Regions from separate parts of the Mus musculus genome. Here region 2 is linked to region 1. Evidence: chromatin loops called from intact Hi-C (ENCODE). Cell type or tissue: left cerebral cortex. All regions are shown on one strand. Each heading gives the region's core, and the rest is flanking DNA. Links, peaks and the distances in the headings are about the cores only.

What was found. Hi-C counts contacts between places; a loop is a spot of excess contacts. Peaks named below come from ENCODE experiments on the same cell type or tissue, not always from the same donor. Only the 100,000 strongest peaks of a DNase experiment are listed, where the experiment ranks them.
Region 2: it touches region 1 in a loop (2.7-fold over the local background); 1 of 42 quality-filtered maps calls a loop at or near these places.

Annotation. Positions count from the first base shown.
Region 1 is chr15:89,052,735-89,068,322 of GRCm38, reverse strand. Panx2 (pannexin 2) reads right to left here and starts at 8,597. Exons shown (of 3, transcript NM_001002005.2): 1 at 8,024-8,597; 2 at 1-765. The coding sequence starts at 8,249. Mov10l1 (Mov10 like RISC complex RNA helicase 1) reads right to left here. Exons shown (of 27, transcript NM_031260.2): 24 at 14,838-14,945; 25 at 13,959-14,096; 26 at 13,693-13,812; 27 at 13,171-13,507. The coding sequence ends at 13,717. In left cerebral cortex, for the core only: no CTCF peak of the experiment used is centred there; DNase peaks (open chromatin) are centred at 7,769, 8,039, 8,822, 9,046 and 1 more place; H3K4me3 peaks cover 2,190 bases; H3K27ac peaks cover 1,615 bases.
Region 2 is chr15:88,869,680-88,885,267 of GRCm38, reverse strand. No RefSeq gene overlaps it. Among named protein-coding and RNA genes, the nearest start is that of Gm38643, 8.0 kb to the left of the region's middle. In left cerebral cortex, for the core only: CTCF peaks have their summits at 8,502 and 8,707 (motif pointing right); DNase peaks (open chromatin) are centred at 8,059 and 8,621; H3K27ac peaks cover 320 bases.

The sequences.
Region 1 (15,588 bases), core at 4,199-12,198:
TACCCACCTTGTTTAGTTTGTCGAAGATGAAGTTGCTCTTGCGGAAGATGAAGAGGTGGATGAGGTTGACTAGGATGATGAGGTTCATGAAGCAGAGCAAGACGATGTCCACACCTGCAATGATCCGCTGCAGCTGCACAGACGGTAGCTTACAGCTGACGCGCACCGTGGGCCCAGCGCTACCCACCGGCCCGTCAGGTGAGGCGCCCAGGGCACAGGTGAACTCGTTCTGCTTCTGGGTGGCGTAGTATGTGCATAGGTAGGAGATGGGCACCACGCTGAGCAGCAGGATCAGGACGTGCCGTGCCAAGTACAGCTTGGCCAGGAAGTTGCTGCGGCCCCGGCGTTCCAGGTACTTCTCAAACAGATTCTGCTCCGGGCTCTTCTCCTTCTCGGCGTTCTCAATGATCTCTCGCTTCTCGCGCTCCGTGATGCCGGGCCCCTTGGACTGGATCTGCTTCTCAATCTTGGGTGCGCGACCTTCGGCCGCTCGGTGGTAGCAGTTGTCGATCTCCTGAAGAAGGAAGTTGAGCTCCGAGGTGAGGCGCGTGGAGGCGAGGAACTCCCAGCCCAGCGCGGGCACATACATGATGGCGGCAAAGGCCAGCAGCGCGTAGGGCAGGAACTTGTGCTCAAACAACGATGGCCAGAGGCTGGCATCCACGCCGGGCAGCGCGTCCCGCAGCTCTGTCCAGCAGTAGCCGCGGGCGTACAGCGCCTGATCACGGGTGAAGTTGTGCGGAGTATAACAGTAAATTGGTTCCTCTGAGGGTAGAGAGGAGACACGGGCTAGGGCAAGAGGTGGGACTAGCCTGAGGAAGACCAGGTCTTGGGATGAAGGGCATGGGATGGACCTGATCCTGTCTCTGCTCAGACCCAGTCCCTATGCAGGTGGCTGGGTTCTCAGGTTCATGGGCTCTACAGCCCCTCCGGTAGAGCTGCCTGCCTTATGCAGAGACTGCTGTTCCCCAAACGGCCCCCCAACTTCTCTCAGGCCAGTTTTCCCTCATCATATCCTGATTACAGTGTTGTGTGTATGGACTGGATCCTGAGTACTGCTTACAAAGTGCTTAGCCAGGGGGTTAAGACCTGAATGCGTGCAATGAGAAAACGGACCTATACTATTTATCTTGGTCTAGAAAAGTCATAAAGGGGCTGGAGAGATGGCTCAGCGGTTAAGAGCACTGACTGCTCTCCGGAAGGTTCTGAGTTCAAAGCCCAGCAACCACGTGGTGGCTCACAACTATCCTTAATGAGATCTGATGCCCTCTTCTGGTGTGTCTGAAGACAGCTACAGTGTACTTAACATATAATAAGTAAATACATCTTAAAAAAGAAAAGTCATAAAGACTATATGAACAGGACAAACCAGGGTCTAGAGAGGATCAAGACAGATCATGCGGGCAGCCAGGGTTCCTCTTTTAGCATCCCACATGGACCAAATACCATCTCTGCCACTGACAGTGGCAGTGCAAACACTGCCAGGACTGTTGGCTCAGAGGCTCCTATATAGTCAGAGGGAGTCACAGAGGTCCAGATTCCAAGGAAAATCTGCCTGTGACAGGCATAAAGGGTCTCACAAGTCCCCCTGTCCTGGAGGAAGGGGAAGTGTGGGAACCCTGGATGCTGGTGATAGGGAACACTCACTGGCTGGCCAGATCTGCCACTGAAAATGAACAAGGGGCCTGTCTGCACTTGGCTTATATGGACACACATCCTGAAGCAAAGGGCGTCACATATGCTTGCACTGGGCTGTGCTCAGCCTTGTTTTGCGATCTTATGCTTCCAATTTGTTTTCAGAAAACATGGAGGCTCAAAGTCCACCATACTGGGTCATGATCCCTAGGTACCAGGCCATGGCTTCCTATGGCATTAATCCAAGCCAACTCCACCTTAGCCATCTCGCTTCCACTCAAGACTGGCTCCAGCTTAAAGCCCTCCACCACAGTCTTGAGATCAGGAAATAACAGGGTCAAAGTGGCTAGTCTGGACAGGGAGATGGCAGAGACCCAGGCTAGCCGGAAGACTAATGTGAGGATTCGAATATAAAATGCCCCCTATAGGCTTCTGCGTTTGAACATTTGGGCCCCAGCTGGTGGCACTGTCTTGGTAGGTTGTGGAATCTTTGGGAGGTGGGTTCTAGCTGGAAGCATGATACTAGGGAGGGTCTATATACACCTCCGTGTGAACAAGCCACCCCAGCCATGTGCCCTCTCCCCATGTGGTATTCCCTGAAACTGTAAAGCAGACCGAACCCTTCTTCTGTTAGGTTATTTCTGCTACAGCAGCAAGAAAAGTAACCAACAGAGACATTAATCACAGTTTGATGTCTTCAGGGGCCTAAGAGGCAGGGGACAGAGACCTCAGTGCCTACACGTTCTTGTGGTACCAGCATGTAGGCGTCCTGGCTCCATTCTAACTTAGACTAGGACCGTGGTCACCATTTAGGGATATCTGCCCATGTAGCCACTCTTCATGAAGAGTCAAAGACAGGCCTCAAGGACTACCAGAATATAACCCAGTCAGGGGGAACCCCAAGACCAGCGGCTGTGTGGCCACTTGTCTTCCTCATACGGTCCTGGGAAGGTATGGAGGGTTCCAGTGGAGGTCTGGGTGGGCCAGACAGAGGTAAGTGTGAGTTCTGGGGCTTCCTGAAGCTGGGACCATGTCCACGGGAGAAGCTGAGCACCTGGCCATAGCCAGGGGTGGAAGGGAGAGGCTAGGGGTAGTCAGGGAAAGCTGATCCCCTGAGGACCTAGAGAACAGGGCAGGATGAGCTGGGCTCTGAGAAGAGCAAATGGGAGAAGCAAAGGAATCGGCTCTCTTGGTTGAAAAAAAAAATGGAATTTTATTCTTTTTTCTTTCTTTTTTTTTGTTCTTACAGGTGATCCCTAAAGCCACAGAAGGGTGAGTGGTCTCCTCTCAGGAAATTTGATTGCCACCCTGAATCAAGCCCATCTCTATGATGTCCAGCCAAGATGTAAGCTGGGCAAGCAAGAGGAGAGAACCCCCGTACTCCCATGGGCACTTCCAGTGGGGCCAAGCTCTTCCTTGGTTGGCCTGTGTCTGCAGAGGCGCGTGGTGCTTCTGATGGCATGGCAGACACCAAAGGGCCTAACCTAAACTGAAGGGCAGGTGTTCACGCATGGTTGGCTACCATAGGGTGCTGATGCTGTGGACTTGTGCTGATCCTGAACTGGGCCAGATGGCAGGTACCTGGACACCGGATGCTCTGTCCTGACACAGTGGCTGCATGGAGCTTTCTGTCTGAGGCCCCTCTCTTGGGATTTCCCAGGGGGGGATGGGTTCTTGTCTAGGTAAGTACAGGGGCTCAAGGAGGAGATAGGAAAGCTGGTCCATGGGCTGGTGAGATGGCTTAGCGGGTAAGAGCACTGACTGCTCTTCCAAAGGTCCTGAGTTCAAGTCCCAGCAACCACATGGTGGCTCACAACCATCTGTAATGAGATTTGACGTCTCTTCTGGTGTGTCTGAAGACAGCTACAGTGTACTTACATATAATAAATAAATCTTTGGGTCGGAGCAAGTGGGGCAGATCGGAGCGAGTAGGGCTGGAGTGAGCAGAGGTCCTGAATTCAATTCCCAGCAACCACAGCTCACAACTATCTATACAGCTACAGTGTACTCATATACATAACATGAAAAAAAAGGAAAAAAGAAAGCAGTGCACACAGAGCTAGCTCTGCAGTGCTGTCATCTCAGTGAACACAGGGCTAGCACTGCAGAGTGCTGTGGGATGGTCCTTTCCCCACAGGGCAGTACTGCTTAGACCTGGACTTAGTACTGCTGCTCATGAGAATACACTGAGATTTCTAGCCAAGGAACCTGCTAAGCTGAGACTGACATCAGAATGGCCAGGGGGTCAACAGCAGGAGCCACAGGGCACTGCTGCAGCCTCCAGCTAGAGCAGGTCTGAATAGTAAAAGCAGACCTGTAGGGTTTTTTTTACTTGAAATTCTGCCCAGGGCTGAGGCTGAACCTGAGCCCTAGACACATCTCCTGCCCACTCCCTTGGGTCCAGCCTGTGCATGGTCCAACTCACTTAAGCCTCTGCCACTTGCAGAGGAAAAGGCTTTCAAGAAAGGGGTTTCTGGTTCTGCTGAGGCTGTTGCCTCTGGCCAGCTCACAGGCAGCTCATCTCTCGGCTCTCCTCACCCCAGGGCAGGTCCCAACCCTTCACCAACTCCTTCATGGTGGGACGACAGCTCCCACATCCTGACTTCTGGACCTTGTGACTGTTGCTCTGTGTCGTAAAAGTGACACAGCAGCCGGGATTAAGGACTTTATGGGAGCTGATCCTGGATTATCTGAGGGGGACAAGGAAACACAAGAGTCCCTTTCAAAGGAAGGCAGTGATGGATAGAGAAGGCCTGAGCCAAATGTCATGGTGTAGCTCGGTCCTGAAGGTGCACTCAGACTTGCCAATAGAAGCTCCATCTGGACCAGCCCTGCTGAGAGCTTGCCCATCTTGTCGGCAGGCTTAGGGCCAAGCATCTCTTTGTTGAGCTATTTCCCCAGCTTTTTTTGGGTATCAATCCAGGACCTCTAGTATTCTAAGCGAGTGTTTTGCTGCCAAGCCACACCCTAGTCCTGAACATTGTTTAAAGCCAGAGTTTGTGCTAGTCTGTTCCAGCAGTGTGGGCAGATAACAGGTGGCCCTGGCTTCTTACAAGCTGCCTGCCTCATATGTGTATGTGCGTGGGGGGAGTACTCCGTCCCGATACTTCCTGCAGTGGTATGGGTAGATGCTTCAGAGTGCTGCAGGTCTGGGGTAGGGACCCATACTCAGGACAGAGAGGGTTGACTTTCAGGGACCACAGGAAAAAAGGAGACGGGCTGGTATCTGAGTGCCTTCACATTTCACAGACCCACCACAGAGATCTGTCCCACTGGGTGGGATCCCCAGGGAAAGGCCAGCAGCCGGGTGCTGGACCCACCCGTGCTTGTCAGTATACGGCACTTTGGTTTTCCTTCCTTAAGGAAGAGAGTGCTGAGAAGGAGGCACACATTGGGTAACACCCAGCTTCTGTGAGCCAGATAGATGCTCACACACAGGTGATATCCCAAAATACGCCCACGTACATGGGACCTGAGAGATCTGGTGGCTCTTTGCCTCTTCCCCCTCCCCCCACTTCTGGCCTTTGTGTATTGACTTCTCACCCCTGCCTGAGTGGCAGGGGGGTTATTTCACAGCTGCCCTGGCTCCAATACCAGCCGGTCTCTAGACAGGAGTCGTCTGAGATTTTCTTGGACCACCCCTAAACCTTGATCTCTACCTCTGCTGGGTGGAGATCACCAGTGCTGGGCTCAGGGGTGGGGAAACATAGCACAACCCACTCTATGGAGGGCAGGCTCCTTCTATGAGGGTTATCCACACAGCATTTGACATTCAGGACTAAATGCCCCTATAGGCAGGACCCAGGTGTATGCAGAAAAAAAAAAATGGAGGGGCCGTTGGCCACACTGGGTACTATTACTAGAAGTGGGGTGGTGGGCTTAAAACAGCAGACAGGTACCTCACAGATCTGGAGGCCAGATGAATGAAATCTTTCAGGCAGGCAGTCACCACTGAGAGCCCTGGAGCAGGGTCCTGGATATGTCCCTGTCCTACCTTCTCCTGTGTTCTCACCAAGGGGTCCCCAAGAAATGATGGGGCCATGGGAGAAGGAGCCACTAAGGCATACTTTCCCCACATCCGATTCACTTGTGTTTGGGGTCCCTGGATGCTTCTAGCTTCTGTGGGACAAAAGGACGGTGAAGAGCCCCAAGCGGCGACTGGGCTATCCTGAATCAAAGCCAAGAGAAGCAATCACTGTTTCAGAATTGTGTAGGAAATCAGGGAGGGCAAAGGTTAGGAGTAAGGCTGGTTGTTCAGTTTCTCTATCCTCCCAGCCAAGAGTAGATTTCCTGGTCAGGCATAGGGGCTTGTCTGTGCTGCGTAGGCCCTGGGACTCCTCCTCACATTTGTGGTAGGCCTAGCTCAGCATGGATAGGAGGGCTTAGGAAATGTCTGTGGGAAAGCACAGGGGGCCGGGTGGTGGTGGTGCACGCCTTTAATCCCAGCACTTGGGAGGCAGAGGCAGGTGGATTTCTGAGTTTGAGGCCCGCTTGCCTACAGAGTGCATGCCAGGACAGCCAGGGCTACACAGAGAAACCCTGTCTCAAAAAAACAAAAAACAACAAAAAAAACCCAACAACAACAAGAACAACAAAAAAGCAAGCAAGCAAGCAAGCAAGCAAGCAAGCAAGCACAGGGGGTTTGAAGCAGCAGGTCCAGGATCGGGGCTAACTTGGGGGACATCTTGTTGGTTCCAGGCCCAGTTGGATGCAGGGTGTCTGGAGGTCCCACAGGTGACAAGCTGGGCTGGCAGGGTCTGGGTGTAGGGATCCTATCAAGGAATCACCAAAGATGGCCCAGCCCACCCACATCTGAAGCTGCCCTACGATGTCTGTCATAGATAGAGCTGTGTTCCCCCAAGTATCTGCTGTTGTCCTGGCCCTGTACTAAGGACTGACAGAAACAGCCTTTGTAAATGAACTGAAACGGGAGTGGAGTAGAATAATCCCTACCATGGGGAAATTCCCAACAGAGGACAGACACAGAGCTTGGGTGGTATACAGCTATACCACCAAGGAATACCAGGGAAAGTCTATAGGTACCACTCATCAGGAAGAAAGGGCTTTGGAGAGAACTCAGCCCTCCCTATACCTGGAGTTTGGACTTCTGGCTCCTGGAACTGTAAGGTACACGTCGGTTGTAAGGCAGCCACCCCGTTGCTGGTACTGTGATCAACATGGCCAAAGGCCCCCTTTATACACACACCTGGGTGTGCCTGAGTGTCAGGGACTCTGGTGTTCAAGGATGGAGACCAGGAGAACTTCCTCCACCTTTGGCGTGGCCTTAAATAGTCTGAAGGATGCCTGCCCTCAGCTCAGGTTGGACATCACTAGGTCCTGGAGTTTCCTGTAAGGGGAGGCACCTGTGGATGGTGGTGAAGAAGCGGGTATCGAAATACCTGTTCTCGTTGCCCAGTAGCTGCAGAGGGCAGAGCGACCTGCACCTCCAGAGGAACTCTGGAGCCCCGACAGTCTTCTTCCTGCTATGAAGCTGGCATCTCTGGCCACCAATTTGATTTGTGGCTATGGATACCTGAGTCTGCCTCAGCTCGGCTCCAGTGGGGATGCTATTCCCCATCTCGGTGTGTCACCAGAAGCCAGCTCCCTAGTGCCTCAGCCTGTCACCTTAGGCAGGGCCCACTCTACATGTGTACTCTCCTGTGTACAACCGCAGGCGCACCCACAGGCTCCCTCATAGAGCAGGCCCAGTTCTACTCACCTAACACGTCAGCTCCTTAACCTGCTCACTCTTCAGTGACCTGCCCTACCCTCTACCTACACTGCCTTTGCCAGTCAAGGGTGGCTTCTTGGGCCATTATTGCTTGATGCCCTCCGGGGCCAGCCTCTGTCTGGCCTCCTCTATAGAAGAGCTTTGGAAAGGGATGTTTCAGAGTTCCTCGGGAGTACCCTCACTTTTCCTACACTGTCAGCCCCAAGAACCCCATGCAGCATCATGGGATTTTTTTCACTTATCCCTGAGCAATGCCCTCAACACTCATCCTTCTCTGGTCCTCATCTGGCTATTCCTCCAAGCCTCAGCCCTCCCTACCCCCACCACCCGTGACGTGACATGCTACAACTCAGACCCCACATCCCATTCATCCCGGGGGCCAGCAAGTGTAGGACAGGCCTACTCTCCTCACGGCTTGAGGCTGAAGGAATGGAAGGCCAAACAACAATAAAACAGAGGAGATGTCTCAGGCGGCCCTGTCTCAACCCCTCATGCCAGACTGAGGTGGTGCCCAAGGTCTGTGATGAGACCTGCGGGCAATGGCTCAGCGGCTGGCCAGGTGGGTGCGGTCTAGCTGGCGCTGGCTGCCTGGCGCTGAGAGCCAGCGCGCTCGGAGCGCTGGGCGCTAAACACCTGCGGACGCGCGCCCTGCCTCACCTGCGAAGTTCTTGGTGAAGACCAGGGTGACCAGCAGGATGGGTACCAGCACGGTGCCGATGGTGACCACGCGGTCGAACGGCAGTTCCAGCTTGAGCTGCAGCAGCAGCGCGGCCAGCGCGCCCGCCTTGTCGTCCTGCGAGCCAGGCAGGATCAGCTCCCTCAGCTTCTCGCCCGCCAGCAGCGCGGTCGCCATGTCCGCCGACTGCTCCAGGAGGTGGTGCATGGGGGGCGGGGGCGCGGCCCGGCGGGGTACGGGCGGGGGGCGCGGGCGGGGCCGCGCGCCAGAGAGGGCGGCGGGGGGCGACGGAGACCGAGGTCACGGTGGGGGGGGGGGGCGCGGAGCGCTGGAAGAGGGATGTCAGCGGGGATGCGGCGGGGCTCGGGGGTCTGCCGCCCCGCGAGAGGGGTCGAGCTGCCAGGGCGCCGGGCCGCCGCCGCCCCCGCCGTGCGCTGTAGCCGGCCCGCGCCCTGCGTCCCTCCCGGGGGCGGCGGCGGCTCTCCTGCCTGGGCCGCGCGGCCCGCTCCCGCCGGGGAGGGGGGCTGTTTACCTGCGGCAACTCCGCGGCGTGGCTCCGCCCCCAGCCCCCCCACCCTCCACGTAGCTGCGGCGTTGGCGATGACTTGCAGAAAAAAAAAATTTTTTTTTTTAAATGAAACGAACCGAGTTCATATTGACCATCCCCTTGCATCAGGGTTGGGCCAAGCCCTGGTCCCCCATAGCCCTGTGCACAGAAAGAGGCGGATCGCCCGCTCTGGGGTTAGATCGTGTCTGGTAGCCAAAGGGTTCTAGTTCTACACCTCAGCTCTCTTGCTCCTCACTCGGACCTGGTCTTCACACAGGCGCAGAGGCTGCCGTGTGAGCTGTTGCAGGCAAGGGCAAGGAAGCCCGAACCCTCTTTCCCAGGTTAGTGCCTGCACAAAAATGCCGTGGGGCGTCCTCTCCAAAGCTCCTGGATGCCTCTTCACTGCAGCCATGTCCCGGACCCAGGGGCGCCCCTTTACACGCTGTGATGGGACGCCAGCCAGTGCGGATATGCTTGTACCTAGCATCTTCACTGCTTCACCCACTGTCGGCATCCGTGGAGCTGGGCCAGGGTGTGGGGGCTTCTAGGATTGTCACCTGACCTCTCTGGGCTACCCACATGTTCTCTCCTCCCAGGAGCTACTGTACACAAACTTTTGTGACCGTGGCCTCCTGCAAGATTCCTTGGCTCAGTATCTCTCCATCATAGCCTTTCCTGTGTATGTCTGGAGTAGTAACTTCCTTCAGTATCCATAAGCTATCTGGAAACATCTCCTCCGACCGAAGCAAAACCTGGAGGGACTGCTGTCCCGTGAGGCCTGACTCCTCCTGGTGCATTCTTGCTCCCACAGACATTACCTTCTTCACCTTACTCCCTGCGGGTGGTGAGCAGCCATTCACTCCCCATGCCTAGGATTCCTGGCTGCGCTGGCAAGCCCTCACCCCAGGCTTCCCAAGGCAGTCCTTCCTGCACCCTCCCTGGCCTCTCAGAAGGGTTATGCTGTTCACTCCATCATCCCACCTTCAGAACCCTATATTTTTTGTTTTCCTTTGGATTCCTAGAGCTTTCGCACACTGACCCCTTCTCAGCAGGTTGGTTTTCTCTGACCTGCAGGTCTCCCTTACCCCCCCGCACCCCACCCGCAAATGTTGTCTCCTTTGTTATCTATTTGTGCATGCCTCTTCAAAGGCTCTATCCATCCACTCTGGGTGGAGAGTTATATTCTTTTAAAAAACTATATATGGGTGTACCACCAGCATGCAGTGGCCATGGAGGCTAGAACTCCCCAGGGCTGGGGTTACAGGTATTATAAGCCACTATATGGATGCTGGTAATTGAACCCAGTTCCATGGACTTTTTCCCAATACCTCTGGTCACTTGCAACAGTCTGCTTGGATCCTTCTGGCCCCTGCAGGCACTGCGCTCTTGAGGTACAGACATACATGCAGGTGCAATACCCATATACATAAATCAATAATAAAGACAAAAATAAACGTTTAAATAGAGTTGCCCAGTAATGAGGCAACAATGCCCCTGCTAGACACCAGAGGCTAATAAATAAAAAGCCCAGTACCAGGAACTGGTTGTTTAGTCGTTGGCCACTGAATTTCCCTAGGTCCCAATATTACAGGCTACTACCACTGTTCTTGGCTGCCCTCGAACTTGATAGTGAGACTCTGTTGCTGACTATACCGCATACTGGAGTCATGGGACATGGAGAAACTAAGCAAGTACTGACCTGGAAGCTGCAGTGCTCCTGGCTACCTTTCACACAGTCTTACCAAGCTGTGAATCCTGCAGTCTGTGACGACAACCGCTCTAGTATCCCACCGAAGCAATAGTGCCATAAACATCATGGGAGCAGCCAACCATTTGTGATTGACTTAAGTCCTACTTCACAAGGTGATCCCACATTGCTGGGCCAAGAATCTATGGCTAGATGGGTCACGGGCTCTATGGGATAACCCATTACTATTATCTTGCTAAATGAACATAGTCCTGATTAATTGAATTAATGTATCTTTTTGTTTTGTTTTTGAGACAGGGTTTCTCTGTGTATCCCTATCCCTGGCTGTCCTGGAACTCACTCTGTAGACCAGGCTGGCTTCAAACTCAGAAATCTACCTACCTCTGCCTCCCAAGTGCTGGGATTAAAGGCATGCATCATCACTGCCTGGCTAATGTATCTTTCCACCCTTATCAATGAACCTTCTATTTGTGGTAGGGGGTGATGAAGAGAGACTCACAAGTGGCCATGAGCAGCTTCTCTGTCCCCATCCCATTGTTCCCATTTGTGAACTGCCTTCGTTTACAACTGACCACTTCAACCTGCGGCCAGATGCCTGAGAGGGTCAGGAGTATCGAGCAAACCAAAGCTTCTGCATCAAGCATTGCTTAGGCTTCCTTGGCAAAAGCTCATTACTTGTCTTCTGGGGTCATGGGCAATGAATGTGAAATTCCATTTTGGGTACAGAACATAAAATATTCCCCCCCCCCTCAAAAAAAAGGAAAGAAAAATTCACATTTTCTTTCACACTGACCTATAAGCATACTATTTTACACTGGGGTTCAATCCATTGAGAGTAAAATACAAGATTCAAGAAGGAAAAGCCATTTCTAGCTCTGGAGGACGTCCTTTTTAGAGGACAATGCTGGTGTAAAATGCTAATGCATTTTCCTCTCATATGATATAGGTTGCTCTGCTTTGCTTTAGAATGGCAAAATCTACAGTATTCTTGAATGACATTGTAAGCAGCCTTAAAAAGTTGAGAAACATGGGTTAGAGAGATGGCTCAACGATCCATCACTGCACCGGGTGTTCTTACAAAGGACGCAGGTTCAATTCCCAGTGTCCACATGGCAGTTCAAAAATGTAACTCCCGTTCCAGGTGATCTGACATACCCTCACAGAGACATACATCCAGGCAAAGTGCTAATGTACATGAAATAAGAAAAAATTATTTTTAAAAAATGAGAAAGGGGGGCTGGCTGGAGAGACAGCTCAGCAGTTAGGAACACTGGCTGCTCTTCCAGAGGAACCAGGTTTGGTTCTTAGAACCCACACGGCAGCTAACGATCAGCTGTAACTTCAGAGGATAATATACCATCTTCTGCAGTCTGCTGACACTGTACATAAAACACCCCAACACATAAGAATAAAATCTCAAAAAAAAAAGAAAAAGAAAAATGTAGGTAACTTAAAAATAAGCAAGGAGACACATTCTTCATTTCTTGGGGCTATGACCAAGTTTGAAGTCTGCCTCTGCCTACCTGGCTCCAGGCAGGGCTGCTCCTTGTTTTGCAGGTGGTCACACTGGTCTGGACAGCATTGTCATCCCTAGAGCAGGGCCTTCTGTGGCTTCTATTCCTGACTGGGATGCTGCTCATCCTGGCCCATCTTGCATCACTCTCATTCTAGAGATTCTGAGGTATGTGCCCTATGCCTGCCTCACCTACAGTCCAAGCTGGAGCAGACGTGGCTAACCCTGAGCTAGGTGGATGTTTCTGGGTAGAAATGTGCTGAAGCCATGACTAACCTTAGCTGGGTACTCGGTAGATTAGGTCCTGTCACTGATGGACTGTGATCTACCTGACACTCCCAGTCACTGGCTTCTTTCCTGGGACCTGCTAGTCACCTCTTGGTGTAGCCCTGCCCTTGCTCCTGCTCTCCCTTGTTCAAACAGCTAAAGTGAAGGCCACTCTGGGTGGTTACACTGCAATTGAGTTTTGACCCAGGACAACACAGTGTACCAGAGGCCTGGCAGCAACTAAGCTGCTCTCAATTTCATCCAAACAAAGCCCACCCAGACTCTCCATTCTTTGCCCAAGGAAAGTGCCTCCTTCATCGCTGTGGTTTCCAAGCGGTGGAGGCCCTTGATCTTTCCTTGGGGGATTATTCCTCCTTGGTCCTCCTCATCTCTGTGCTCCAGCTACCCAGGTCCAGTCCCTGGACATGGAGGGAGAGCATCATAATAGGATGGGGGCAGGCTTTTAGAGCAGGAGGTCCTATGATCTCATAGTAGATCTCTCCATGATCCCAGTCTTCACCTGCACAAGAGGGCTAAACCCCACCTTGCTCACCCTGGGCTCTGAAAAGCCCAGCCTCCAAGTATAGGTCTTTTGGCAGCAGGGCCTACAGTAGAGCACGGTGGAGCCACAGAACCTGTGCTGGCCTCTCCCCTACGCTGGGGGAGGGAGCTTGGTGAAATTTTAGTTCTCTGCTTAGTCTGCTCTCTGAGCAGACTACAAGTCCAGTTTGGTCCATTAAGGAGCCCATCCCCCCAACCTATGAAGGCTCTTAGAAGCTGGCATCTACTTGAATGTAGGGACAGCCCAGGGAAGACAGGCAGGGCTCCAGTACAGGCCCTAACTGACTGCCCCTTCTAGAAATACTGGGTTCTGGGTGGGCCTGGTTCCATTCAAGACCCTTGGTCCCAGGCATTACAACACAGCCAGCGGAGGCTGTTCACAGGGTGAGAGGAGCTGGTGGCCTTTCATGCTGTTTCACACACATCTGGATCATGAAACAGCAGATGATGGTGGAACCAACTCCAAAGATTGTAGCTAGTAGGGCGCAAAACCCTTATCACTGGCACAGGTGCATTCTGAGACAGAAAGGGGTCTGGGGTTATGGAAGTGTTTATTTGGGGGAGTGTAGTGGCAGTGATTGCCCACAGGCAGAAACTAACTGTTAGGAACCAAGGTCAGTCCAAGGAAGCAGGAGCAGCCCAGCTGACTCAGTGGTCCCATGCATACCAACATTCAGTCTTGAGACCAGGAAGCCGCAGGAGTCACAGAAGACTGAAGCATGGCTGGACTAATGGCCCATAGGGTGAGGCTCAATGGCTCCCTGTTGTAGCAGACTCCACCATGTCCACAGGTCCTGGCACAGCTGTCTAGCCACAGCCTGCTTAAGGTGAACACGTGGAGCCACACTCTTTCCTCCACGGTGCTTTACCTGTCGAAGTACACAAGGTAGTGAGTGCGGCGTTGCCACTAAAGTCCAGACAGTGGCTGCTGCAGCCCAGGGGTCAGAAGAGTCAAGAAAGCATCTAGGCTGGTCCTGAGGCTTCAGTGGGTTTGGGTGCGTGGGGTTTTAAGGAAGAAGCAATATGGGAGGGTTGGGGAGTCCAAAGAGCCCACCTTTTAGGAAGTGGACTGGAGTGCTCACTTTTGGAGAGCCTGGAGTTCAGGAGGCAGATCACACCCTGTGTAGACACCATTGCTAACACTGTATTCTAGCAGCGCTCCAAAACAGGGATCCTGAGGAGAGTGAGAGACAAGTGAGTGAGGCCTGAGTCTCCCTCCGGGTGCCAGGTGCATGCTGAAGCTAACAAGTCATTTCCTGAGACCTGTGTCCTTCCCTCCCATCCCACATCAAGTGTCCCAGTGTCCTCCTGCAAACTTACTCTGACAAGCACATGAGGGTTTCCCAGAATGATCAGCAGTGCTTTGGGTCTTGTGATTGCAACATTAAATCTTTTTGAATTGGACAAGAAACCCAAAAAATAACGGTCATCTTCAAATCTATCTTCATTTGACCGCACCTAGGGACACAAAGATGAAGAAATACAGTATTTTAAGTGTTTTTCTTGATACTTGAAAACAGGAAGGTTAAGAAGCAACATGACCTTATTTATTTTTAAACGAGACAGGGTTAATAGCACACTACAGAAAGGGAGACCCCCAGATGCTAACAAGTTATGTTGGGTAGAAAGTTTTAGATGGTGTGAATTTTCTCTTTTGCATCTGAGTTTTCTATCTGCAGTTAGCATGTCCTTGCAATGGAGATATTTTAAAGATTATTAGGCAGTGGTATGAGAGTGGAGCTGTCCTTGTGTGGTGGTACAAAGGCCACTGTACTGGGGTCTTCTGACTTCTGCACCCTCTGTTCCCTAGCCGTCTTTATCTTTTTCTTTTTTTTTTCGAGGCAGGATCTCACTATGTAGCCATGGTTGCCCTAGAACTCACTATGTAGACCAGGCTGGCTTCAAAGTCAAAGAGACCCACCTACCTCTGCTTCCTACCAAGCCTGTCTTTCCCCATCTTATCCCTCCATGAACTAGCTATTTCTTCCTAGATCCTCTGTAGCTGGCCTCCTGATCTTTGGGTTTGGTTAAACAATGTGCTATCATTGGCTCTTTTGGAAACCCCGTGTCTGCAGTGCAGTCTGTTACACTGTGGATCAGGTTCTTTCATTTCTCTGAATAGATTGATCACTCACTAAATAACCGGCCATGTCAAGCGCATGCCAGCTGGCCACAGCGAGTGAGCGAGCGAGCACTTACAGTGGAGATGACGATGACCAGGTACTCTTGTCCCTGGAACTCCTCTACCGAGCCAACCTTTATGTCAGTCAAATCCACATTTCGCAGAAGGATTTTTATTTTTTCCACCTTTAAAAGAGGTTATAAGATTAAAAATAACATTAAAAAATCAAGATATTTACTATTATAGTTAAACCAAATACTAGTATGTTTTGTTTTGTTTCTGAGACAGGGTTTCACTGTGTAGCCCTGGCTGTGCTGGAACTCACTCTGTAGACCAGGCTGGCCTCGAATTCAGAAATCCGCCTGCCTCTGCCTCCCAAGTGCAGGGATCAAAGGCGAGCGCCACCACGCCCGGCCTTACTAGCATGGTTTGGATCTTCCTTTCCCACTCTTATTCTGAGTACTTGGTCCACAGCTGGTAGCACTGTTTTGGGAAGCTCTGCAACTTTTAGAGAGTGGGCTCAGCAAGGAGAAGTAGGTCACTGAGGGCTTCTCAAGGGCCGTCTAACCTTGCGTCCTAGTCCTCGGTGATGTCAACAGTCTCTGCCACATGCTCTGCTGTCATGGACTAAGCTACTCCACCATGTCTTCCCCACTGTGACGAATGAAGTCCTCTGAAATCATGAGCCAACGTGAGTCCTCTCCTCCCCACTGAGTTGTTTCATCAGTTTCTCAAGGTGATGTGGGGATGTAACAGAAAATATGTGTGGGAGAAGTGTGGCCTTTGCTACAGCAAAGCTTGATCCTGTCACTCTCAGGCTTTTGCAGC
Region 2 (15,588 bases), core at 4,404-12,403, 180 kb after region 1:
AAAACTAATGCTTATTCTCTGTTTAAAACAATGAGGCTTAAAAAAAAAAAAAAAAAAAAAAAAGATTCGCTGGGTGGTGGCCTTTAATCCCAGCACTTGGGAGGCAGAGGCAGGCAGATTTCTGAGTTCAAGGACAGCCTGGTCTACAAAGTGAGTTCCAGGATAGCCAGGGCTATACAGTAGAGAAACCCTGTCTCAAAAAACAAAACAAAACAAGATTCACACTCATATATCTGTAATTTTGCTACTGTTATGAATTGTCATGAAAATATTTTGAGGGGTGGGGGATAGAGTTTGCCAAAGGGGTCACGACTCACAGGCTGAGAACTCCTGGACTAAAGGCTTACATCAATACCTGTGGTTTCTTTGTGGCTTCTTATTTTTCTTTCTTTTTCCAGTCTGGTTCAACAGAGATGGCGCTGAGGTAGTTGGCCACTACAGTAGTGGGCTCAACTCCAGGTCACAGAGGTGTGTGAGAAGAGCTAATGCTACGGACAGACAGACAAGGTCATGGTGGAGGCTCTGAGGAAAATTCAGGCCCATGTGATGGGGGCAGGGGGCAGTGTCCTTTATGTGAGCAGTCCATAGCACAGAGCTGCTGCCTAGCTCCAATCCCTGATGGAAGGGAACTGAGTGGGTAGGGGAGTGTGTGCAGGTATGCACATATTTTGCATTGCCAACAAGGGAAGGATCTTTTTTTTTTTTTTTGGTTTTTCGAAACAGGGTTTCCCTGTGTAGCCCTGGCTGTCCTGGAACTCACTCTGTACACCAGGCTGGTCTCGAACTCAGAAATCCGCCTGCCTTTGCCTCCCAAGCGCTGGGATTAAAGGCGTGCACCACCACTGCCCGGCCCAGGAGGGATCTTGCTAATGTGTAAGTTAGAGGATATAGGGTAAGTGAGGAGAGGCATGTTTAGTTAAGGGGTGCCCATTTATAAAGGAGGGGAAGGTGCCACTAAACCTTGTAATCTTCCTATAAGGGAGAATTAGAGTGCCTAAGTAGAGAATTAGAGTCATTCTGGAATCCAGGCCCTTGTAGAGTCTGTTAGAGGGTCACGGGTTCGCAGAAGGGTACCCTTCTACAGCAATTGTGACACTAGTAGACTAAAGAGACTGCTCCCCTGGGATATGGACTTCTCCTGCTTCACCCCTAGCCCAAAGCCTAAAGCCGATGACAGATCTGTTGCAGCCCTTGTCCAAAGGCCTGCCTATGAGAAAGTATCTGTGACTCTTTTGACAACTGTCTGCAGCGGGACAAGGGCTGGAGGCATAGCCTCTCGCTGCCTCCCATAGCATTCAGAGATCTCTTCAGAGACCTCCACTCAGGAGAAGCCAGGATTCCTTACTCTGATTCAAGAAGTTCAAGACCAGACAGCGACTCTCAAGTTACATCTCAAAGGGTTGCTAAGAAACCTCGCCCCCTCCACACCTGCTTCTTTTTGGCAAATGGGATTATAGTGACTGCAGGGATGCTGTGCGTGGTATTACAAAACAATAAGATAAAGTCATAAATTGTGGGTGACAGTAGGTGCACAAGAAAGTTTAGGTCCGTCTTTTACCGTGATTGAGATTTCTCCTGACATTCCTAGAAGACTGCGTGTTTGTGTCTGGGAAAGAACAAAGAGCCATATGTGCTCAGGCCCTGAGTGTGGCTCAGTGGTATTTCAGCATTCTTGTGTGAAACATCTCTATATGAAAGGAATACTCCGTCTGTGGAGGCAGTCTTCTCAGGTGGTAGCGCGCACGCACCTTTGATCCAAGGCAAGAGGCAAGCAGATGTCTGAGTTCGAGGTGAGCTTGGCCTACAAAGTGAGTTCCAGGAGAGCCAGGACTACGGAGAAACCCTTTCTCAAAAAAGAAAGAAGACAGACAGATAGACAGACAGAAAGAGAAAGAAAGAGAGAGAGAGAGGGAGAGGGAGGGAGGGAGGGAAGGAGGGAGGAAGGAAGGAAGGAAGGAAGGAAGGAAGGAAGGAAGGAAGGAAGGAAGGAAAGAGAGAAAGAGAAAGGGGGAGAGAGAGAGAAGAGAGGAAAGAGACACTCCCAAGGATGCAAGTCGGCCAGTGAGCTGAGGAAAGCCCCCAAAACATCATCTGGCTACAAGTATATGGCTCTTCACAGCCCTCAACCTCTGTTTGTCGTATTTCACAACCTTTGTTTCAAGCACACTCTGTTGGTTGGATAATGCCAGGATCAGGAAGGCTTCCAGGCTTCCTCCGGCAAGTTGGCTTTTTTTCACGTGTTGATTTTAATGTAGCTTTTTTTTTTTTTGAGGGGGAGTTCCCCATTGAGACATGGTCACTCTGTATAGCCTTGTTTGTCCTGGAACTCAATATGTAAAACAGGCTGGTCTCCAATTAACAGTGATCCTCCTGTCTCTGCCTCCCAACTGTCTCTGCCTCCCAAGTGTTAGAATTAATGGTCTGTGCTAACCACACCCTTACCCCACCCCACACACACACACACACACCCCTTGCCCCAGCTTGATGTCACTTTTTTTCAACTCCAAGTTCAGTGAGAGGAAGAGAAGCCAGGAAGAGCCTGGGCCTTTGATTAAAACACCTGGGAGACATCTCAACCCATCGTTGGAACAAAGGGTTCCCGAAGTACAGGCAGGAAGGCCAAGGAATCCGGTCTTGGCACTATGGGAAGCGCTGTTGGGCAAAAACCCCAATGAGGGCTCCTGGGCCCCAACCGCCAGCCCAGAGAGCCAGGTTGGCCAGGCCTGAGCGCAAAGAACCCAAAACAAGGAGTAGTCAGGCTGTGTCCTGGTGCTGACAGGCAAGTGGAGTGAAGACACATCCTGCCAAGTGGAGCTTTGCGAAGATGCCACCTGGTGAGGACTGGGGAGGGTGGAAAGGGCATAGAAACCCGGAGCTTCTGGGAGTCCGGGCTGTAGGGCTAGCAGAAGGCGAGAGTCGGCTCAGTCTTCAGGCAGGATGGAGGACCATGTCCCTGTGAGCCTGCTCCTGGTCTAGCTCCCAGACTCTTCTGGAGTCATCCTGAATCAATACGTCTTCCAATTAGAATTCTGGTTATTTTAATGGTGGTTTTAAACTGCTGCTTATTATGTTGAAAGTTAATAGATTGGAATTGCTTTTTTTCTAAAGCTCTGCCCTGATTCCGTTTAAACATTGCTTTGTAAGGCTGCGGATTGTCTCGTTTGGTGTGAATCCCCGGTCCTCTACCCAGCAAACCGCCCCCGACCCGTGCCACGTAAATGACAGTAAGCATAGTTTTGCGTTTCATTGGCTCCAAGAATGTGTAAGGACAAGACACAGAGATCACGGAGCACATGGAGAGGCGGTGGGGATGTGAGCCGACCCAATGATTGGGCCTAGGAGATGGCAGAGAGGTGGAAGCTGTTCTGAGGCTGCGGGTGGGGCCGCGCATGAGCACAGCACCTGGAGGTTGCAGGGCCACGTGTAGGATGTAAGAACTGGCTTTGAGGAGAAAGGGTGACTCAGCGAGAGTGTAAGCCACTGCGATGTGGGAGAGAGAAGGTAGGCGAGGTACTCCTCGCCTGGATCAAGGTAAAGTGACCTTTAAAAAGGGCATCTGGGATACTCTGGGATGGAGTGAATTAGATCACCTACCTCCCTGTGAAACCATAGTTTCTTGGGCAGGTGCATCCTGGCTCCAAGCAGAAGCGCCCCCCCCCCCCGGGGGACCAGCCAGGAGCTGGCACAAACACATCCCTGGCCCCACACCTCCCAAACGGAGGTCTGGTTTCCACCGTGTCCCTGTCCTCCGGGCCTACTGGAGCAGGTTCACAGTTCCCCTGGGGCTGTAGTGCACAGGTGGGGACCAGCAGCAGCTGCGGGGCGGTTCCTGCGACCTGAGACTCATCCTGGGAGCACAGAGGAGGTGACTGTCGCCAGGGAGCAGACAGGGTTTGGCTCCTGAACCCTCTGGGCCAGGGAAAGGGGTCACATCTGCTATAGGGGGAAGGGCAAAGTCTCCCCTGGGCCTCAAGCTTCGTGATTAAGGAAGGCAGCCAGGAATACAACCTCAGGGCTTGAGGCCAGGTGAAACTTAGAAGTCTGATTTCTGCCTCAAGTTCCCAGGAGCTGAGCATCTGATAACCCCCTGTTGATACCCCACCACCCCAGCTTATTTCACTAGGGAAAGGACCTCCAACTGCAAAGAGCTCACTCAGACACCCAGGGAAGCTGCGGGCTCACCTCTCTTCCTCATTGTTTACTCTGATTCTGATTCTTGATGGGTGACCCCGTGTGTGTGTGACCCCCATGAGGGTTTGCAAGCCTCTGAGCTTGGGCTTCCTGGCGATTCACATCTGGGTTCTCTGGTTTCCATACCTGAAGGAGTTAGGTCTCTTGCATCTGTGTATGTGCAGACCTGTGTCTACTCCCAGCAAGCTCGCCTTGCCTTTCCCTTCAGCCCTTCCTCTCTAGCATGCACTTGCGTGCATGTGTACGGAGGCTAGACCTACATTCCCTCCGTGCTGTTTCCAGACCATCTCTCCTGCTCTGCTGATCTTCGCACCCGTCATTTTCCCTTTCACCCCACATGCTGACGAATAAGGCAGAGTGAGACCTACCACTATCTTTTAAAGACAAGGCCTCACTGTGAATCTCTGACTGGCATAAAACTCACCGTGTAGACCTAGACAAATTTGGCGTGTTCCTTCTGCCTCTGGGTGCCGGGATTGCAGGCTCAACTCCCACCATGGCAGCCTGCTAGCTCAGACCTGGTGTTTGTCTTAGTCAGTGTTCTATTGCTGTGAAGAGACACCATGAGCCAGGCAATTCTTATAAAAGAAAGTGTTTAATTGGGGCTTGCTTAGAGTTTCGGAGGCTTAGTCCATTGTCCTCATGGTGGCATTCAGGCAGACATGGCAGCTGAGAGTTTTACATCCAGAGCAGCAGGCAGCAGGGAGAGAGAGCCTCTGGACCTGGCTTGGGCTTTGAAACATCAAAGCCCTCCCTCAGTGACACACTTCCTCCAACAATGCCACACCTCCTAATCCTTCTCAAGTAGTGCCCTAATGACTAAGCATTCAAATTATAAGTTTTTAAGGTCACTCTTATTCCTACCACTACAATTTTAGTTTTTCTAGTTCTGTTCCTCCCATGTACATTTTAGAATCAGTTTATCTATGTTTTCGCTAAAGATCCTACTAGAAACAAGCATGGTGGTATACACATAGCACTTGGAAAGTGGAAGCAGGAGGCAGGAGAATTATGAGCCCCCCAAAGTTGAGCCTCACCTATATGTCAAAGTCCGGTCTAGCCTGAGCTACATGAGACCTGCATCTAAACAAAGGAATCCTACTCAATTTGGTGTTATCTTGTGTTAGCATCTTGCTTTAGCAAGATGACTTAGTAGGTAGAGTGACCTGAGATCCATCTCCAAACCCACATACAGATGGGAGGAAGGAATTGATATCACAAAGTTGTTCCCTGACAGCCACATGGGCACCAAGGCACATGTACCCGCACACATGCATCATGCATACACACAACAAGCAATTTTTAGAAAAATCTTGCTGAAATTTTGACAGCTCTATGTTAAATATATAAATCACCCTTTTTGAGCATGTTTACTATTTTGCCTTAAAATCTCCTAAACTGTAGATTCCATTTGTGGAGTTTTCTTTGATCTTTAAAACAAAACAAAACACCCAGCATTTTGTAGTTACCTAGGGTTCCCTTTTCCCTATAGTGGTCCTCAACTTTCATAATGCTATCAACCTTTAATACAGTTCCTCATGTTGTGGTGACCCCTCAACCATAAAATTATTTTGTTGCTACTTTCTAACTACAATTTTGCTACTGTTATGAATCATAACATAAACATCTGATACTCAGGATATCTGATATGCAGGATCTGACAAGTGACCCTCAAAGAGGTCTTGACCCCCCAAAGTTGAGAACTGCTGCTCCAACAAAAACCAACCACTTGTGCATTTGTGATGCATAAGGAGAAATGGCATGAAGATACAGGGGACTTCCAGAATCAGAGCAATTCACAAAGATCAACAATGTATCTAGACGCTAGCAGGCTAAAAATGAAATTGAGAAAACAGTCCATTTTCACCACCATCAAAAACAATACAATACACTGAAGTAAGTGTCGGGACAGTAGAACAAGGTCCAGATATTAAAGTTGTAAATCAATGGAGAAACACCTCCAGGTACAAAATGTGAACAGGCATCTCTATCTGTAGAAATTAGTAACCCGATCATAAAATTTATATGAAAATGCAAAAGGTGGATCCAATATATCCGAAACAATTTCAATAACAACAACAACAAAACAAGTTGGAGGACAGATGCTCTCTAATTTCAAAACTTACTATAAAGCTGCAGTAATAAAGGCCTAATACACCGATGAAGCATCTACAAACCATGAAGCATCTACAAACAGTCCGCTGATTTCTGACAAAGATACCAGGCAGATCTCAGCCTGGTCTATAGAGCCAGTTCCAGAATAACCAAAGCAGCCGGGCGTGGTGGCGCATGCCTTTAATCCCAGCACTTGGGAGGCAGAGGCAGGAGAATTTCTGAGTTTGAGGCCAGCCTGGTCTATAGAGTGAGTTCCAGGACAGCCAGGAGTACACAGAGAAACCCTGTCTCGAAAAACAAAAACAAAACAAAACAAAAAAACAGAATAGCCAGAGCCATATACAGAAAAACCCTGCCTGAAAAAAACAAACTTACAAAAAAATAACAAGATGGGCTGGGCCTGGGCTGGTGAAATGGCTCAGCGGTTAAGAGCACTGACTGCTCTTCCAAAGGTCCTGAGTTCAAATCCCAGCAACCACATGGTGACTCACAACCATCTGTAATGAAATCTGATGCCCTCTTCTGGAGTGTCTGAAGACAGCTACAATGTACTTAAAAAATAAATAAATAAATAAATAAATAAATAAATAAATAAATAAAAATAAAAATAAAACAAAAAGATATTTATATTGACTCTTGGCTTCTACACATGTATGTGTGCATGAGTAAGTTTGTACCACACATACACACACGGGCATGCACATGCCACATCATATACATATATACCACATATACACACATAATATACACACAAGACATAGGATCCAAGTAAAGAGTTGAAACATCTGCTCAGATAGTGTAACAAAGAAGATAGAAGAGTGGAGCCCAACATGGTGGTACATTGTAACAAAGAAGATACAGGAGTGGAGCCCAGCATGGTGGTACATTTCTGAAATTCTCAGTGCTAACTCAGAAGGGTGAGGTAGGAAGATCAGGAATTTAAAGTTGTCCTTAGTTAGATGTTGAATGCCTCAAAACAATAGCAAGGAAAAAAAGACATAGATATTTTTAAGCACACATACATACACAAAATGTGCTGATGATCACTAGTGTTTGGCTATGTGGGATACCCAAATTGATACTCAGAGTATCGCTCCAACCCACAAGGATGGCCAGTCAAAAGAAGTACAGTAGGGGCTAGTGAGATGGCTCAGAGGTTAAAAATACTGGCTGCTCTTCCAGAGGTCCTGGGTTCAACTCCCAGCAACCACATGGTGTGGCTTGACAACCATCTGTAATGGGATCTGATGCCCTCTTCTGATTTGACTCCTACATTTAAACAAACAAACAAACAAACAAAGGAGTATAGTAGCAAGCTATGAATGTGGAAACAGCAGAGCCTTTATAGCATGCTGATGGAAACATAAAATAACGTGTAATCAATTTCTTCAGACCTTAATAAACTTGCCATGTGACCCAGCAATTCTTGCCTTTTGCTGTTGTTTGTTGTCTTTTGTATCTACCTGAGAAAATGTGTGTCCACACAATCTCTACCATAGCTGCATTCATCCCAGCCAAAGTGCTCAACCCTCTGGAATCTGCTTCAGCTGATGAAGAGACAAAGGACGGGTTATCCTTTCAAGGAAACATTGTGGCAAAAGTAACTACTGCTTCCACAGTGCAGGCAAACCTCAAAATGATCGCCTGTGAGAGCTGTCAGAGACTGAACTCAACAAGTTGTGAGACTCCATCCAAACGAAATGTCCAGAAAAGGCAAATCTATAAAGCGAGCAAGCAGGCTAACAGTGGGAAGAGGAAGTGACATCTGCGGGGTCTGAGAGCACTTGGAGGAGATGGGAATATTCTAAAACGAGATGTGGTGATGGATACGCAGCTAGATAAATTTACTAAAAGCATAGAATTGTGGGCGGACTTCTGAAACTGCTCAAAGCCGGTGGATTTTTATAGAATGTAAATCACACCCTAACGAAGTTGTTTTAAAAATACCTTTTGCAGATTTTATTAGGTTTCTATTTAATTCTCTGAACTGTTTAAAATGACTCAGAGTATTAGTTTAGGAAGAATTTGCAAAAAAAAAAAAAAAAAAAAAAAAAAAAAAAAAGCTAGCTGAAAGAAACAGAGGCTGCTCTGCCCTGAGCAGGCCTTAGCAGTTCAGCTTGTAACCACTTTAACAATGCCCATTCTGTGTCTGGGCAAAGCCCATAGTCGGGAATTCTCTCCAACCTGGCTTCTTGAAGCTGCCTTTCCGCGGACCTCGAGCTCCTCAAAGAAGAATCAAAGCACCTACAGGGACAGAGGGATAGGATCGCCTGAGAACCCAGCAGAAGACTGGAGCTGAGGTCGCTGGTACATTGCAGAAAAAGGCAGGACAAGGAAGGTGCACACCTACGCCAAAAGGGTTGCAAACTAAGCTGGAGCTTCTGCCGCCCCAAATCTCTCGGCCAGCAGGGGGCGCTGCGACCATTAACTCCGCAGTCTGGGTACCCGCCGTCCTGAAACTTGGGGTGGCCCCGTGGTAACCGGAGTGGGCAAATACGCGAAGTGACCTGGTGTCTTGACCACGTCCTCGTCAAGTCCTCCACTTTGCCTGTCTGAGCCACTCAATGCTCTCATGGCTTCAGGCTTGAGACCACCACACTGGGGACTGGATGAAAGAGGACCACCGCCACCCACTATCCGAGTGCAGTATCTCATGCATCTGGCCAGCCTCGGGCTGGGGTGACCCGCAGATCCCGAAGGCAAAGGCTTTCAGCTTGTTTTTATCCACGAGGGCATCAGGTACAAGAAAGGCTGGAGTTGAAGATTGAACAGCGCCTACGGCCTAGAGTTGTGCAGGCTGCTGTTATTGCAGAACCAGCCAATTACGGCTAAATGTGAGGAGCTAGGACCTGCGGGTCCCTCATACCACGCCCACAGGTGTCCTGGTGTGACCTGGACAAAGGGTCACTTTTGTCGGTCCTCCTCCTTGGGGCCCATCCCTCTTCAGGCCCCATAGCAGGCTCAGGGTGCCCACAACTAATCTGGCTAGCAGAGTCAGGTACCTGCCAGAGGAGGAGGCAGGGTTCAGCTGACCACGTGTTGGGGACACAATGTCCCAAAGGCTGGAGGAGGGCGGAGGGGGGAGCAGGGGAAGGCCAGCGGACCACAACCGGAATCCCTAGTCCCACCCAGTCCTAGAGGACTGCTGCACCAGGATAAGCAGTGTCCTCTTGCCCTAACCGGTCAGCACAGACCCAGCCTGCTCCCACACGTTTGTCCTCGGGTGTTTGGGGGAGGGCCCTCGCGTGTATGAGTATCATGGGGCAGGTTCTTTCCCAGTCTGTGCAGCCTGCTGCTGCCTGGCTGGGTCAGTGTGACCTTCTAACTCCCAAACCATCTGAACCTCATCTCTCCCCTCTCCCCCCACCCCAGTCTTGGAGGACCATGACATCTTAGCCCCTTCCTTCCTTTTTGCCTGTCCGGGTTCCTGAGGCTGGGCTGGGACTGTCCTTTCCACTTGACTTTGTTTCTGCTTTGAGGGTCTGACCTGTTGCCCACCGCAGCCCTGCCTCTCTGGTTGTCCTCCATAAATGTTCTCCCTCTGTCCCCTCCATCCCCCCGATCCCTGTTCCTCTGTGTCTCTCTGTGTCTCTTCTATCTCTGTCTCTGTGTCTGTCTGTGTGTCTGTCTCTCTCTGTCTCATTCTCTCTCTCATACTCATACACTCAAGCAGACATATATACTACCACCACACTCCTTGGGGGACATACCCTAGCTTTCTTTCCCTTGCTCTGGGTTCCTTAGAGGTAGGGCTTCTGACTGTCCATGTCATGAAGTCCAGGATGCACAGCCCTGGATATTCTTCAGACCTGCATCCCATGGGAAGACAAGATGGCTCAGAAGGTAGAAGAGCTTGCTGACAAGTGTGATGACCTGAGTTGGTGGAGCCTCAGGAGAGAACCAACTGCTGCCCTGACGTGTGTGTGTGTGTGTGTGTGTGTGTGTGTGTGTGTGTGTATGTGTGTGTGTATAAATGTAATAAAAGTTTTAAAAATAAAACTTGCATTATAAAGTCATCACTGGCCAACGCCACCTTAGGGATGCAGCATCATGTGACCATACTGTCCATAAGGTGGGTCAGGGGTCCCATCAAGTAGCCTGGCTAGAAGGACCAGGTGCACAGGGCCTCCTGGGATGATGGCCCCTCTGTGCCTGCCTGACTTTAGCTGGCTCCAGATTGCTCCTCTGTGGCCATCTTCTTCTTTCTCCTACCAGCTCCCTGGCTAATCCCCAAGGAACTGCCTCCCAGGAGATTCCTCCACAGGCTACTTGGCCCTTCGAGTAGGGGAGGCTGACTCACTGTGGCCGCAGGGTCACATGGAGGTGGGAGTGGGAAGGACATTCTAGTATGCGCAGCAGGCTGCACAGATGCACACACACATACGCACACACACACACACACACACGCACACCAGTTCACATACAGTCACACTGGGGTACACACGTACATATACTGAGAGACATACATGGAACCACAAATATAGGCACTCACAGAGACCCATTTTCATTGACATATGGACTCTTGGGCACAAACACACACACAGTCAGACATTTATGCACTTGACTTTTCACATGCACGCTGGCTTACACATACTTAAATGCACACACTGGGCACATATACACACGTACAGAACACAAAGTTGCATGCATCTTTTTTGTGGGCTGATAGCTCCAGCTAGCATCCTACACAGGAGGCTACTTCAGGGCCTGAACTAGAGCGAAGCCAACATTGAGTCCCAGGCCTTTTCAGGCCTGGATTTATGCTTAATGTAGGCACTGCAGGAGCCCTGCCATGTGTGGTCACTGAGCAGCCTGCTCTGCCCCCATCACATACATCTCTCAGCAGCAGGACCCTGGCAGGAGAAGGCATCCCTGAGCCCTGCTCAACCTGTGCTTCTGAGGTCAGTCTCCCTGTCCCTGGACCCTTTCCTCAGCTACCTCTAGTAGAGCAGGCTATTCTACTGGAGCATTAGACCAACCAGGAAAAGGGTCCTACAGTACATATGCCCAGTTTGCTGAGACTTCAGAGCCCCGCCTTTCTCTTCTCATTCCTTAAGGCCTAAGCTGCTCTTGGAGATGAGTGTGTGTGTGTGTGAGAGAGAGAGAGAGACAGACAGACAGACAGAGACAGAGACAGACAGAAAGACAGAGAAAGAGAGATTAGGTCTCGATTGCTAGACCAGGCTGGCCTTGGACTTAGAGCAAACTCACATTCCTGCCTCTGCCTCCCAAGTGCTAGGATTCCAGGCATATAACACGGTGGCATAGGCCTGGTCTATTGTGCCCTCTCGTCAGCTGGTGTCCCTTCTCTGTCACATCAAAAAGCATGACACCTACTTGTGCCTCAGTCACTGCCCTTTGGCAGGGCCAAGCACTATGAGAGCTATTTGTTTCCCCCCCAGTGGAAAGGGGGAAATGTAAGAGAGCCGACACAGGATTCAGGGACGTGGACGGCAAGTGAGAGTCAGCAGGTGGAGCCTCCAGGTGCCCTAAAGAGAGAGGCCTGAATGGCAGGTGAGTGTGTGGACTGAGCACCACAGGGCACTTCTAATCCCTGGCCCTCTCCATCACCTACCACAGGATAAGTAAAAGACCCAGTGACCCCATTGGGTGATCTGGTTAGCTTTCATTGTCAACTTGGCATAGCTTAGAATCATCTGAGTTAATATCACCGGAGGGATTGGCCAGTTGAGACTGGCCTGTGGCTTTGTCTATGAGGAATGAATGGTCTATGGTGACTGATGTGGGAGGGCTCAGTGGTTTTGGTTTTGTTTTTTAACAAAATCTCAATCAGATTTTACCAATGAAGACTTTGGAGCTACAAGCCCGCTCAGAGAGGTAGAGAAAGCACTCAGCTGAGACATGCAATCCCCGCAATCCCCTCTCTTTCAAACAACTTCCTTCAAACACAGTGTCCCTCCCTTCAACTTCCTGTGTATCTCTCTGACTCCCTCTTACTTCGAAAGTTTGGTTTTTTTTTTTTTTCCTTAACAAGCCTATGTTCATCTCCTATCAACTAGTTGCTTCCTGTACCTCTTGATCGATGGCTGACTTTATTTAATCCTGTTTACAATATCCAAGCAGAAACTCTTGGATTAAAGTTGTGTGCCCAGGCTGAGCCACACCACAACGAATAACAGGTTCTTCCAGTAAACAATACAATCTCAGGTGTGATTAAATAGCCTGCAACAGCTCAGCACACTGTAGGGGGCGCCATCCTGAGACAGGTGTGCCTGGACTGTTAGAAAACTAGCTGACTTAGGGGCTGGAGAGATGGCTCAGCGGTTAAGAGCACTGACTGCTCTTCCGAAGGTCCTGAGTTCAATTCCCAGCAACCACATAGTGGCTCATGACCATCTGTCTATCCGTAATAAGATCTGATGCCCTCTTCTGGGTGTCTGAAGACAGCTAGTGTACTTACATATAATAAATAAGTAAATCTTTAAAAAAAAGAAAAGAAAGCTAGCTGACCTAGAGTCTCTGAGTAAGCTAGAGAGAACTTGCCAGCACAGAACATCCCTCCATGGGTTCTGCTGGAAGTACCTGTTGTAGCTCCTTCCCTGACTCCAACTTCCCTCCATGGATCATGACCTGGAAGTGTAAGACCTAAACATTGTTTTGGGTTAGAATGTTTTAGCACAGCCACAGAAAGGAACCTAAAACACTGGGTTCAATCAGAGCAACAACCCCTGCCAGGCCTTGTCGGCTCTCTAGGTTCTAGGACTGAACACACCTGCTGCTCAGAAAACCTGGAACACATTCCCAAGCCTGCCCAAGGCCTGTAGTGAACAGTGTAGACAGCTACTCTGCCATATCTAGCCTGAGGCCTTATAACCAGCACCTTTCTTCTCGTGGTCCCGTTATTAATAGAGTGGACAGTGAGGTAGCGTCTCTGGCCACAAGGATTGAAGGGAAGAGAAACTGTAGCCTCTCTCAGGAAAACTGTAACTGTTTTTTCTTCTTCAGGGCAGCAGCCATATGCCAGTCTTCTAAGAATGAAGTCAAAGCTTTCAGAGCTGTCTCTGTAGACCACAGGACCTTGGGACTTGGGTGTAGCCTCGATCAAAGGTTGAGCCAAGGCTGTCCCCTGTCTCCTCACTTCCCACCCCCCGGACACCATGTTAATGGAAGACCAGTTAGCAACTGAGCTGGGCAGGGCTGGTGGCTTACACCAGCAGAGTGGTCAGCAGGGGCTGAGGCCAGATCACAGCCAGTTACTATCTCTGAGCCTCTTACTGGGAAGGAGGCGTCCAATCATGCTGCCCTGGGGGCATCTTCTTCCATGGTAGTTAGGTAGAAGCCCTGAGCCAGCTTAGGAGTTATGACTTAGGTAGTTAAAGTCTTCCTGAGCCTCAGTTTCCCCACCGGGTTCATGCAGTGTCAGACAGAAGTGGCCCACTGCAAGGAGCGGGGGAACTCCTTTGGCTTATTCAGGAGGAAGCCTCTACCCTACCACTGCTAAGATTAGCATCCCACCCCAAATAAACCCCTTCCTCCCTTAAATTGCTTTGGATTCGAGTGGGGTTGTTTTGTTTTTTGTTTGTTTTTCTAGACAGGATTTCTCTGTATAGCCCTGGCTGTCCTGGAACTCACTCTGTAGACCAGGCTGGCCTCGAACTCAGAAATCCACCTGCCTCTGCCTCCCGAGTGCTGGGATTAAAGGCGTGCGCCACCACACCCGGCTCTGGGTTAGAGTGTTTTAACACAGCAACAGAAAAGAAAGTAGAACATGGGTCTGGTCTGGTTTCGAGTTGCTAGGATCCAATATACCTGCTGTCCAGAGACGCTTTCCTGAAGGTGTGTGGTCAGGGAGAGGGCAGTAGTCCATGCTGGAGGGGCAGCCCCTGCCACAACCTGCCACAGGGCAACCAAAAAAATGGGCCAGTTGTGTAATCAAAGCTTGGGGTTTTACTAAGGCTGTCTGGCAGCCACGTGTAGCCACCCCTACAGAGGTTCCTGTCGAAAGAGCATTGGAGCTGCTGAGAAATCTGGGGCAGAGTTCAGGGATGAGCAAGGCCTGACCTCCTGTCTAACTCATTGCTCTGTGCTCAGGGGCCAGGGCTGCTTGATAGTTTCCCTGCCACTCACCCTGGACTTGGGACTAGCAATGTCCTCTACTGCCTCCTCCAAACCCCTCCTGGGGCTATGTCCAGACTCTGGCTACTTTTTGTGGAGAGCCCTGCTCGTCTGTCCAGCAAGGCCAGCAATCAACAACACCCTCTTCCTCAGATTCTCTCCTCCTGGGACCCCAGTGCGGTACCACTGACAGGCCTGGGTAGCTTGCCAGAGGCTGAGCCCCTGTTGTCACCACAGACAAAGCCTGTGACAGTGGATCAGATGGGTGAACCTCCAGGTCCTCAGCTCTTGCCTGCTCAGTCCTTGCTTGTTTGTCTGGGGGCTCTCAGGCCTCTGCCTCAGACAACCTTTTCAGACCAGGTGTGAACCTCACAGCTGCATCTGGTGTGTCTCTCTAGAATGCCTTCTCTCCTGCTAGGACACTTGTAGACCAGACTCTGTCCTCCTCAGGAAGAACAGGCAGGCTCTCAAGGTCTCCAGGCACTACTTCCCTTTGGCACTGAAGCAAGACTAAGACTTCATTTCTGGAGCTAACTTGGAGACCATGTGTGTTCCTGCCTCCCCCTATGGGAAGTCATCCTAGCTTTGGGTCCAATAGATGAAGAAGCAGATCACAAAAGGGCAGAAAGAGCATCCTTGTGGCCAAATTTCACCCCCTCAAGGGCACCCCAGTGGTCTTGCTGTGACCTGGTTGGGGCTTTAATGATGTTCAAACTAACCACCCTTCGTACATAAGCTGCTAAGCATCATGTAGGCTCGGCTGGCAGAACTGACTGGTCCTAAGGATGTCCTGTTGTTTGTTTGTTTCTCTGTGTGGTCCTAGCTGTCCTGGAACTTGCTCTGCAGACCGGGCTGACCTCAAAGAGACATTCACCTGCCTCTGCCTCCCTAGTGCTGGGATTAAAGGTATGTTCCACCACCACCAGGTCCTAAGGATATATTTAAATCAGTCATATTGGTTGAGAGTTTTAAGATATGTGGCTTTAAGGACCTAGTCCCATGGAAAATCATCTGAGCCACCAGACAATGCTAAAGAAGGTCCAGCCTGGGTAGCTCAGGGAGGTTGGGGAGCCCAGAGCTGGTAATTTTCCTAGTGGGAGAGAGGCAGATTGGGGAGGAAGCAAGTCAGGAAGCCATAGTCTAGGCAGGAGTCTTAGGGAGTCATTTAAGGTAGTCTGTTCTTTCTCCTCCAGCTCCAAAGCTATT